Linked DNA regions of Mus musculus: region 2 is linked to region 1. The links are chromatin loops, found by intact Hi-C in ENCODE. Cell type or tissue: gastrocnemius. All regions are shown on one strand. Links, peaks and the distances in the headings refer to the core of each region. The heading gives the core; the rest is flanking DNA. Region 1 holds the start of Tubgcp5 (tubulin, gamma complex associated protein 5). Region 2 holds the start of Cyfip1 (cytoplasmic FMR1 interacting protein 1).

The links. Peaks named below come from ENCODE experiments on the same cell type or tissue, not always from the same donor. Only the 100,000 strongest peaks of a DNase experiment are listed, where the experiment ranks them.
Region 2: it touches region 1 in a loop (2.7-fold over the local background); 7 of 42 quality-filtered maps call a loop at or near these places.

What each region holds. Positions count from the first base shown.
Region 1 is chr7:55,791,290-55,796,667 of GRCm38, reverse strand. It overlaps Tubgcp5 (tubulin, gamma complex associated protein 5), which reads right to left and starts at 2,543. Exons shown (of 23, transcript NM_146190.3): 1 at 2,328-2,543; 2 at 717-770; 3 at 521-629. The coding sequence starts at 2,473. In gastrocnemius, for the core only: no CTCF peak of the experiment used is centred there; a DNase peak (open chromatin) is centred at 2,533; H3K4me3 peaks cover 1,942 bases; H3K27ac peaks cover 1,317 bases.
Region 2 is chr7:55,838,881-55,844,258 of GRCm38, reverse strand. It overlaps Cyfip1 (cytoplasmic FMR1 interacting protein 1), which reads right to left and starts at 2,188. Exons shown (of 31, transcript NM_011370.3): 1 at 1,952-2,188. In gastrocnemius, for the core only: a CTCF peak has its summit at 2,047; DNase peaks (open chromatin) are centred at 1,140, 2,085 and 2,536; H3K4me3 peaks cover 2,430 bases; H3K27ac peaks cover 2,362 bases.

The DNA.
Region 1 (5,378 bases), core at 325-5,324:
TAAGAATTCTTGTAGCAAATCACTGTACCTAAGGGTGGCCTTGGAGCCCCTGACATAATATAAAAGCACATTTGGGATACGGCTGCTATCTGAGAAATTCAAGGTAGCCAAATAGTGCTGATTTCTGTAACCGTAGTAAATTCCAAGTGAGACAGCAAACAAGAGCACACTGCTTATGTCCTACCAAACCTGAGGCCACAGCTACCCCATTCTCTCTGAGGCCCTGCTCCAGTCAGGGGATACTACTAAATAGAGCGTTCATGAAGAGATAACACAGTGATGATAATTATACTGCACAGAGTGACTGCAAAAGCCCGGCAGTGAGCAGTGGTGGCCCACGCCTATAACCACAACATTCTGGAAGCAGAGGCAGGTGGGATCTCTGAGTTTGAGGCCAGCCTGGTCTACAAGGTGGGTTCCAGGACAGTCAGAGCGTCACAGAACCCTGTCTCGGAACGACAAAGAGCAGCAACAGCAACAAGAGTGACTACAACTGGAGAGCTCACGGCTGAAGGCTTACCTTTATTTTCTCTGTGCTGGGAAGAGATGCATTTAGGAACTCCTTAGTTAATCTCTTCCAACTAGCAGCTTTGTTGAGATCAGAATGAATGGTGAATTTTTCATAAATTCTAAAATGTTAAAAAAAAAATCAATTAGTACCTAAATAGCTTTTGAGAACGCATCAATGAATACATATAGACAGAGAATCAACATACCCTTCTATTGTTTTTTCTACTTTGTGACTGTTGACATCCAAGAAACGATGAAATCTGGTAAAGATAAAATACAGTTTTTAATGTCAGTGTCACATGGCAGTATTTACTGTCAGGTAGCTAAGTATACTTGAGTCACAGCTCTCCATGTCCCTGCATATGTCTGACACCCCTGACAACCTGTCCTCTGGCTCCTTTGTCTTTTTATATGTCCCACAGTTATGTTCAGTATAACATATTTTCCTAGGGTTTTTGCTAGATCTTGCTATGTGGCTCTGAGCTCACTAGGAAGCTAAGGATAGCCTTCAACTCACAGCAATCCTCCTGCCTGAGCCACCCAAGTGGGTATACTTTTTAGTGCAAAATTCTGATGTAATTATAGGCATACATCATTGTGACTGGATTTTCTTTGTCTTTTTAATGTAAGAGAGAAGCCCAGTGAAATCTTAACATTTGTCCTCTGAATAATTCTGCTAAATGTACAAAATGAAATACAAAGAAAAGCAAACATATTCATGTACAATTATCAAATATTTAGAAAGCTTTGAAAGGGTCTGGAGAGATGCCTCGGGGGTTAAGAGCCCACGCCATTGCTCAGGGTCCCCAGGTTCTATTCACAGCACCCACAGGCTGTTTATAATCCCAGTTCCAGGGGATCAGCTGCCTTGGGCACCAGGCACACACATGCACACGTGTACACAGAGTCAAATCATACACATAACATCATCAACAACAAAACCTAAAATTTAGCAGTGGGACCAAAGGCTGTCATTAATGTAACAACGAACAACATGTGGAAATAAAGCAACTGTAACACAAGGTGACTGCCACATGTTTTCTACGGGTGACACTGGTGACAGAGTGTTATAGGTATGCTTTTAGTACTTCTGTTATACTATGCAGCATCTATGTCTCTTCCCAACTCTAAAATGACTATCCCCTCCCTCCTATCTGCCACTAGAAAAAATACTTGTGGTACATCTGCTTTTCGAGTTACCTGACTTCTTTGAATCCTTGTTCTTTCTATAGGTTATAACTAGAAATTGCACTTGTGGTTTTGGATCGTTGGCTTGCTTCCCATCAACCTGAGAGGTCTGTAGTCTCACGAACTAGGCAGACACTCACGTCCTGCGCTTAGAATCAGGATCACAGTCTGACAAACTGTTCACTGTTTAGGGTGACTTCTACTAGACATGCTATGTGTTGCTCAATAGTAGAACTTGAATTTGTTTTATGCAATGCAAAGGGAGGACACAGAAGCGGGGAAACTTGTAAGTGGTCCGAGCAAGAGAAGAGGGGGGTTGGTGAGACAAACAAAAAACAAAACAAAACAAAAAACCCCCAAAAAACCTAACAGGATGTGATCAGAATTTGGCGCTAAAAATTCACTTTCCCAGCCATCAAATGACTTTTGATGTGCACCGTACTGCGTGCGGGTGAGCAGAGTCAACAGCTCTCTAGGAATGTGCCGCTGCAACTGCGGGTTTCTCGCAAGGGCACCTAAGGGGAAACCAAGGCACAGCAGCTGCAGCAGACGCAGGGGTGCCGGAGGCCGCACTCCCGACCCGGACCCGCCCGCCCGCGCGACTTCAGCTCGTAGCCGCGATCCCACACCTGAAGTTGGACCAGACGAAGTCCAGGGCCAGCTGGAAGTTGGGGTCCGCCTCGTCCTGCAGCCCCGTAACCTGCCGGACGAGCTCGCACACATCATGCTCCAGCTGTCTGTCCATCCGGCTCCCGGACGACTTAGGCCGGGCCATTGCCGCGGCGTACCTATCAGGATCTCTGCTAAGTGGCGACTGTTCTCGCGAGAGTTCCGCCCGTCCCGGCACCGGGGTTTCGAGATGTGGAGGATGTTTCCGCGAGAGTTCCGGCAGCCCCGGAGCTGTGCCTGGGAAAGGTGCTGATGGGAGTGGATGCTGGTTGCTGGATGCGGTGCGTCCGTGGGTGGGGAAGAGATGTGCTCTTTCTGCTTGCACACCGGGAAATCCGAGAGTCTTCAGACAGCTAACCATTATTTATTATTAATCATTGTTAATAAGGGACTCTGGATACTCCTGATTAACGATTTAAATTCTGATGCATTTTGAGCCAACCAGTTTTTTGGTTCCAGGGTATAGTTTCCGACATTTTTGAACATCGTGACTTATTTGTTCATGCTCCGGCCTTCACTTTCTCCTCCAGACGACCTAAACTGGGCTCTCAGAGCTCCCCAACTAAACACATGCTTCTGATTAGACCAGGAACATATGGTTAAAGCAGCGATAGTGCCCATTTATGTATTACAATGGCTCTGAACCTTCCAAATGCTGTGACCCTTTAATATAGTTCCTCTCGCTGGGATGACCCATAACCATTAAATTATTTCGTTGCTACTTCATAGTTATACTTTTGCTAGTTTACGAATTGTAATGTAACTATCTGATGTGTGATCCCTACTGCGGGTCACTGCCCACATGCTGAAACTGCTGGTTTATTAGTAAGGTGGAGATGTATGTGAGGGCCAGCTGTCTGTCACCCACTTGATGGCCGGGGATGCTTTTCTGTTACTGTTCTTTGTGCACCCACAGCTTTGGGTTAGGCCGACCTTCCCTATGGAGGACTTGTCCTTGTTACAGTACAGGCAGTTGTGCTTTCTTGTTAGAACCCTCGAACAAGTTCTCAAGAAAGGGAAAGTGGCTCTGAGTTCAAGGCCAGCCTACAGAGTGAGTTCCAGGACAGCCAGGGCTATACAGAGAAACCCTGTCTCGAAAAAAAAAAAAAAAAATCAGAACAAAACAACCAAAACAACAACAGCAACAACAAACCCAAAACAAAACAAAAAAAGCTGGCTTACTTAATAAAGTTGCTGGCTGTCAGGCCTGGCTGCTTGCATCCCATCGTGTGGACTCACATGATAGGAGAGAACCATGTCCCATAAGTAGTCTTATAATTCCCATGTGTGCGTACCTCCACCCCATACAAAAATAAATTTTAAAACGTCATTTTCAAAATATAAAAAGGGGAAAGCACTCTTGAGAGCAGACGTGGGCAAAGTCGTCAGAGCAGCAGCTGGAGCCTTTGAGCCTTTATAAATCGTCCGCATTAGGTAGCACCTGCCACCCCAATTGGTACTTGCCTGACTTTTTCTTAGACGAATCCCTCACGAGGAAGGTCTTTGTTGAGGCCAGGCTAAGTTACTCCATATTGAATAAAACAGTTGTTATCCCCTAAGCTGTGCACTGCCCCAGGAGACTGTTTTACAAGAGGCCTTTGACTCCATTCTGCAGCTGAGTAGATCCAGAGAAAGCAGCAGATAGGCACCCGCGTAAAGCAAAGACAGTTAGCTTGTCCCTGGGACTAGAGAGGGAGCCACACTGTAAGTTGAATGGGGGAGACTTGGAACTGTGAAGGCAGACTGACGTATTAAATCTGGCAAACCAGGCACAAGGACTTATCAAACATACCAGATGGAGAAAATGCTGTGTCTCCCTCATGTGGATGCCATAAGTGATAGACACCCACCACTGTGATGTTATGGCTGCACACAAACCTATTATATGGTGTGTGCATCAAGGACTTGGCTAAGTCCCCCACTGTTGATGTAGCCTCCCCACTGCCTCAAATGCCCAGTTGTTCTCCTGCTGATCTGGAGCTAATCTGCAGTGCTCTGATCCTGACTTATTTTCTGCTACAGACCAGGCTTGCTGTCTTCATCCTGAATCCAGATTTCGCAGCTTCACACTCAAGCCTGACTCGAGCAGCTTCACCAGCAGTTTCTACCACTAGCTTTCTCCTGGCACTGGTCTGACTTGTTTATACAGATCTTTTCTCCATCCACTTCTGAAACCTCTTGTACTCATTCATTCTGTAGCCTACACACACACACACACACACACACACACACACACACACACACACAGGGAGACAGACAGACAGACAGATAGACAGAGATAGAGACAAGGACAGATTTGGATATATTTATTGTGTGCTGTGTGATATGAGACTTGATATTGGTAATTAAGGTTGGAACTTGTATTCATCTAGGCGGATGTGTTTATAAAAAGATAAAGAGAGGAGGGGATATGTTCTATGGAGCTGTGGTGAGGTATGGAAGAAGAGGGTGTCTCAGCAGGCCCATAGAATAGAGTTTATTCAGGGCATGGGGAGGGGAGTTAAGAGGGTAGTAGAGTCAGAGAAAGGCAGAGAGAGAGAGAGGAATAGAGAAGAAGAGGAGTAGAGGAGTAGAGGCTGGCCATGAGCACGTGAAGAGAGACGGAGAAGGGAATGGGGAGAGATGGGGGAAGGGACAGAGTGGGAGCAAGAAGGGAAGAGCAAGAAGGGGGGGTGTCATTCAGCCTCTTTTATAGTGGGTCAGGCCTACCTGGCTATTGCAGGGTAACTGTGGGGAGGAGCATACCTGGCTCCTGTTGCCAGGTATCTCTGTGGGGTTGAGCTTAGACAGAATGCTAACATAGGCTACCAAGATTTTATGGCAAATTGCTGTCATTAAAGCCAGAAAGCCTTGTGAATTTATTGCTATTCAATAAACTCTGACATTGTGGAAAGACACACCACAAGTGTGCCTATGTTTAATCTGCCAACTGGCTTGAGCTCTCTCCCGGTGTTGTGTAAAGCTCAGATGAAGAAGCGTCCAGTTTCCCTGAAAACAGGCTTGCTTTGTAT
Region 2 (5,378 bases), core at 72-5,071, 48 kb before region 1:
ATATATATATATATATATATATATATAAAATCATTAATTTTTCACTTTAATGGTGTTTGGCTGGTAAAACACCTTGGACGGCCTTAAATATAGCCACCCCCTCCCCAACACCCCCATACTTATTACTGAGAACATAGAACCATCTTAAATGCAGACTCCAAGATTGCCACAGGACTTTCTGGAGAAAGCAAAATAGCACTATGAAAAGATCAGCAGTTGCCAAGAGTTGATGGTATGAAAGACCTCACTACAAGGGACACAGGAAAGAAAATCTTGAGGTGATAGGAACCAGTTTGGCATCTTAATTACAGTGGCAGTCAACACTCCAAAGCATGAATATTACTATATGTAAAGTTAAAAACACGCTTAAGTGCCAGGGAGATGGCTCAGTGGATAGCCGTACAGGATTTCAGATCTCAGAACCCACATAAACGACAATGGGCATGGCAACCTCCCTCAAGTCCCATTGCTTCCAAGGCGGAGACAGGGGACCTCCGAAACAAACTGGCGAGCAAGACTAGTCCAATCAGTGAACTCTAAGTTCAGCTGAGAGACCTTGTATCAAAGAATAAGGTGGAAAACGCCAAATCAGCCTCGGGCCTCTACATGCACATACAAACACATTCACACACCTGTGCACCCACATCTAAAAACACACATACCACAAACACACACATACAGTGTTTATTCTTTAAAAAAACCTTAATACATACTTCCTCAAATACACAAATACTTAGAGGATGTATTTTCTTAGAGAGACTTTTCAACTGCAGCATTTTATCAAGGTTACAGGGAAGATGCTGTTAGGGGAAGAGGGAAAGAGAAGTATTCCCCGCAACATTCCTACTGAATTCTTACAATGCATGTCTGCAGTAACTTACATGTATTTAAAAACTGAATTAATTCTTTCAGGCTATGTGCTTGTAGGCTTTTTAATAAGAACCACTAACATACTCAGAACTAGGGGAAGGCTGGTATTCAGGTATACCACCGGTCTCGCGTGCTTCAACTTCCAGCCAGTGAACTTGGCCAGGGTCTAGGATCAATACCCCCACCTTGGCAAGCGCTGATCTCAGTATCAGTACCTGTAGGAGTACCCCAGTACCAGCGGTGCTTCAAACACGACTCAACTAAGCGATCTGTTAGCCGACAACCAAGAGAAATCTCTGGGCTCCCCCATGCAACACACGGATTGCCCGATGCTTCCCTCTGCCTCGCCCTCACCGATCCCCAGTTGCATATCTCTTCCTTCTTTTCTCACACTCACGAAATGTTACAAATTACGCAGATGCTTTAGGCTTAAAGTACAAAATTCGTTACGAATGTGCGGCGGCGCACTACTGCTCCTGAACAATCCCGTTTCCTTAACAAAGCCCAAAATGCCTCTCTCCAAGAATCTGAGGACGGCTTCCCTAGACCACACTCTCCTTCCTTTCCTCTGAAGGCAGAACCATGGTGGACTCGGGGTTGTTTTGCCACTTTAGTGCAACATAAACTATTCGTCGCTCCTTACTTTTCAATAGTAAAATACTAAATATTAACGTTGTCTCTTCCTCTTTGGAGCTAAACCTCGTGCCGGAAGCGCGAGATCTGGGATCCTAGTATCCAGGGTGAGTCGGGGCGGGGGTTCGGGGACGCGGGGGTCCGGGACGCGGGAGCCGGGCCACCGGAGTGCAAGTTGTGCAGCGCGGAGGGAACAGGGAATCTGCACTGGGAAGCCCGTGGCCGGGGGATTCTGGAATGTGATTCCGGGGAGGGAGCCCTGGAGCCGCCGAGCTGGGCCGGGAGTCCCGGGCTCCGGAGCTGCCGTGCAGAGACCGGGAGACTCGAGAGCCCAGGAGGCAATCCCGGGAGGCCGTGCGGTCCCGGAGGCTGCGCCGAGGCCGTCTGCAGGCTCGCCCCACCGGACTACAGTGGAGCAAGGACCCCGAGGCCAGGCGACCGCCCTTACCTGGTCTGCGCCGCCTTCGGTTGTCCAGGGCGGGCCCCGGGAGCTTTCCTACCCCAATGAGTCACTTGGGCGGGTCGGGAATGCACCAGGAAACACCCGGCCTCCTCCCCTTCCTCCGGGGCGGCGCTGCTCGGCTCGGCCTCTTCCTCCCGGCGCTCCTCCCTCCTCCCGCTGGCTGCCTTGGGTCCGGCTCCTCTAGGCCAGCCCGGTCGGCCCCCAAGTCTCCCCAAGTCTCCCGTACCGTAGCCCCGCCTGCCGCTTGCTGCTCAGGTCACCGCAGCAAAGGAAGCCGGGATTTGCTTGGTGGGCTCCACCCGTCAAGCCGGCTGGGAGAGGATGAAGACTCAGCGCCACACTGCCATGCTCACCAGCCTCAAGAGTTTTCCCTGATTTGGGGGACCTCTGTTGAAGCTAAGGCCAAATGAGGAAAGAATTCCAGGACTAGCCAGCATAGAGCTGGAAGTTTTACTAAAGATACTTTAAAAAAAATTTAAAAAAAAGGAATTCATTATGTGTATGAATGTTTGGCTTGCTTGTGTGTCTATGCACCACGAGAGTGCCTGGTGCCCGCAAAGGTCCAAAAAGGGCGTTGGATCCCCCAGCAATTGGGTGTGGGCCAGTGAGCCCATACATGGGCCATAGGAATTCAACATTCGTTTTCCTATAACTTGTCCTCAGTGATGGTGAGAAGCCTCAGTAAATCCATGAGTGATGGGCTTATCTTCCTCCGCATGTCCCCCAAATTTTCACTGCCTCCTGTCCTGCCTCTGGTTGAACTTCAAAAGAGATACAGAAGGTACAACCATGACAGAGAAGGGGCGCATGTATGTATTAAATGGTGGGTGCAAGGCTGGAGCGGCATGTAAAATGCTCCAGACCCAAGGAAGAACCCATTCTGGCCCCTAAAGTAACAGTGCTACCATCTCATCTGCCTTCTGAGGACTGGCAAACTCAAGTTCAGACTCCTAGGAATGGCTGACAACAGAAAACCTGACTTGAATTTGCCCTCCCTAAACCCGCAGAAAAGGAAGGGAAAAGTTAGTTAACATACATCTTAATGCTGAACTTAGTAGAATAGCTCCAAACTTCCTACCCTTCTTCACTCCGGACGCCCCTCCTTACTGCTAAGAATTTGGACATTTTGTTTGTCGTTGGGGTCTGACAGTAACTAATGTAACCCAGGCTAGCCTTGAACACCAGATCATGTCTCCATCCCTCAAGTGCTGAAATCACAGGCATTCACCAACATGCCTAACTCCCACACCAGTTTGTTTTCCCCAACTTAACAGAAATAAATCTTTACTAAGTAACTTTTAATATCAGAAAAATAAAACTCGTGTAATTGTATTTACAACAGACACACATCAGTGTTTTCACCATCTTAGGTTTACCACAAAATGTGAGATGTTAAACTTATTCAAAAGTATAATCCTTGTAGCTTCTCTACATATGCATAACAAGAGTATAATAAAAATTACAAAACCTAAACTATAATGATAATACAAATGTAACATGTTGATTCCTTGGCGCAGCAAAAATACAAAACGCATGCTTGACAATGTTCCCCTGCTTCCACAGAACTGTAATCTAGAGATTAAGATTCAATACTGGCATTTAACTATCCGACAAGCAATTTGAATTATATCATTATATGCTGTAGAGAGAATCTCAGTGTCACCTGTCACTAAAAATGCCTATGCCCAATGAGCTGAGGCAGCAAATAGGAGATGGGACACTGGCAAGAAGAGAGGAGATTCTGGGAAATAGTGAGAATATAAAAGGAACCCATAGGGAGGGACTGTGAAGGATTCAAGCAAGTCTCTGAGGGAGAGAAGCTGAGGAGACACAAAGGAAGAAGCAGGCTGGGACTGGAGGAGAGGTAACTAACAGTGTGTGAGACATAGAATAGTTTAAAGGGTTAGATAAGTTACAATCTAGTCAGGGACTGAGCCAATGCTCGTGGCCTAGGCATTTATTAAAAAGTTGTTAGTCTCACAGTGATCATTCTGGGAGCAGGGGCTGGGAGGAAAAACAGATTGATTTGTTTTTACAATATTTCATCAATGCAACTTTTTTTATACTAAAAAAAATAAAAATAAAAACCATTTGTGAGGGCTGGAGAGATGGCTCAGCGGTTGCTCTTCCAGAGGTCCTGAGTTCAATTCCCAGCAACCAGGTGGTGGCTGTAGTGGGATCCGATGCACTCTTCTGATGAGTGTCTGAAGACAGTTACAGTGTAAATAAATAAGTAAAAATAAACAAATCTTTTTTTAAAAAATTAAGAACTTTTAAATGAAATGGAATTTTTCAAGTGGAAATGAAGGTTAAAATTGACCTATTTATTATTGAATACACACGAGATTTAAATTTTTTTTGTGCTGAGAGAAAATAAAAGCTCTTTTGTGGGGAAAATAATTCTTCAAAATATAATTAGTAGAAAACCCACCAGTGTGTTTCAATGCCAGCAGATATGAGAACATACTAAAGGTGAAGTCCCACACACCCACAGGTGAAATGCACAAGTATATTTTAAAGAACTCTTTGCTTGTAACTGGAAATGGGTTTGAAATTATGTAAACTGACTAGAGATTGTCACAGCTGTTCCCATGATTTATGGCAAGTGCAACACTATCTCCCTCCCTTTCTCCTGTCTTAGTGAAGAATACAAATATATTTATAGCTAGGCAGTGATGGCACACGCCTTTAATCCCAGCACTTGCTAGGCAGAGGCAGGCAGATCTCTTGAGTTCGAGGCCAGCCTGGCCTACAGAATGAGTTCTAGGACAGCCATGTCAGTTACACAGAGAATCCCTGTCTCGGAAAAAACCAAACAAATTAAAGCATATATATATTGTATATATAAAACAAATTAAAGCAAATATATATGTATTATATACAAATATATAAGCAAATATATATTTATATATGTGTGTATGTATATGTATACATTTGCATATACCTATATACATATATATACATTGTACAAGAAAATATGGATTGAACGTAAGGTATTCCACGTGTTGATATGTAGTGTAAATATCAATTAATAACTTGATTAAATTAGTGAATGGAATGTTCACATCTTCAATTTTCAGGCAATATAGGTGCATCCAGAGCCCATACTGAAATGGAGGGACCCAAAGGGTCATTGCCACATCCACTAAGGGAGGAGTAGGAACTCACAGTCAATCAGCAGTATTTCTGATCCACCTTTGGTTAAATTCTCCATGAGACCAAGGTCAATGTAGCAGTTTCTGTCCCATTATAACCAGTGATCTAGTAAATGGACATGAACCCTGTAATGACCCACAAGTAATCAGAATGTCTCAAATAATTACCTGCAATCCTGCAGAACTGGGCATAAAGTGTTGTACTATAGAAACCAAATGAACCTGCTTTGTCCAAACCAGCAGTGTAAAGAAGGTAG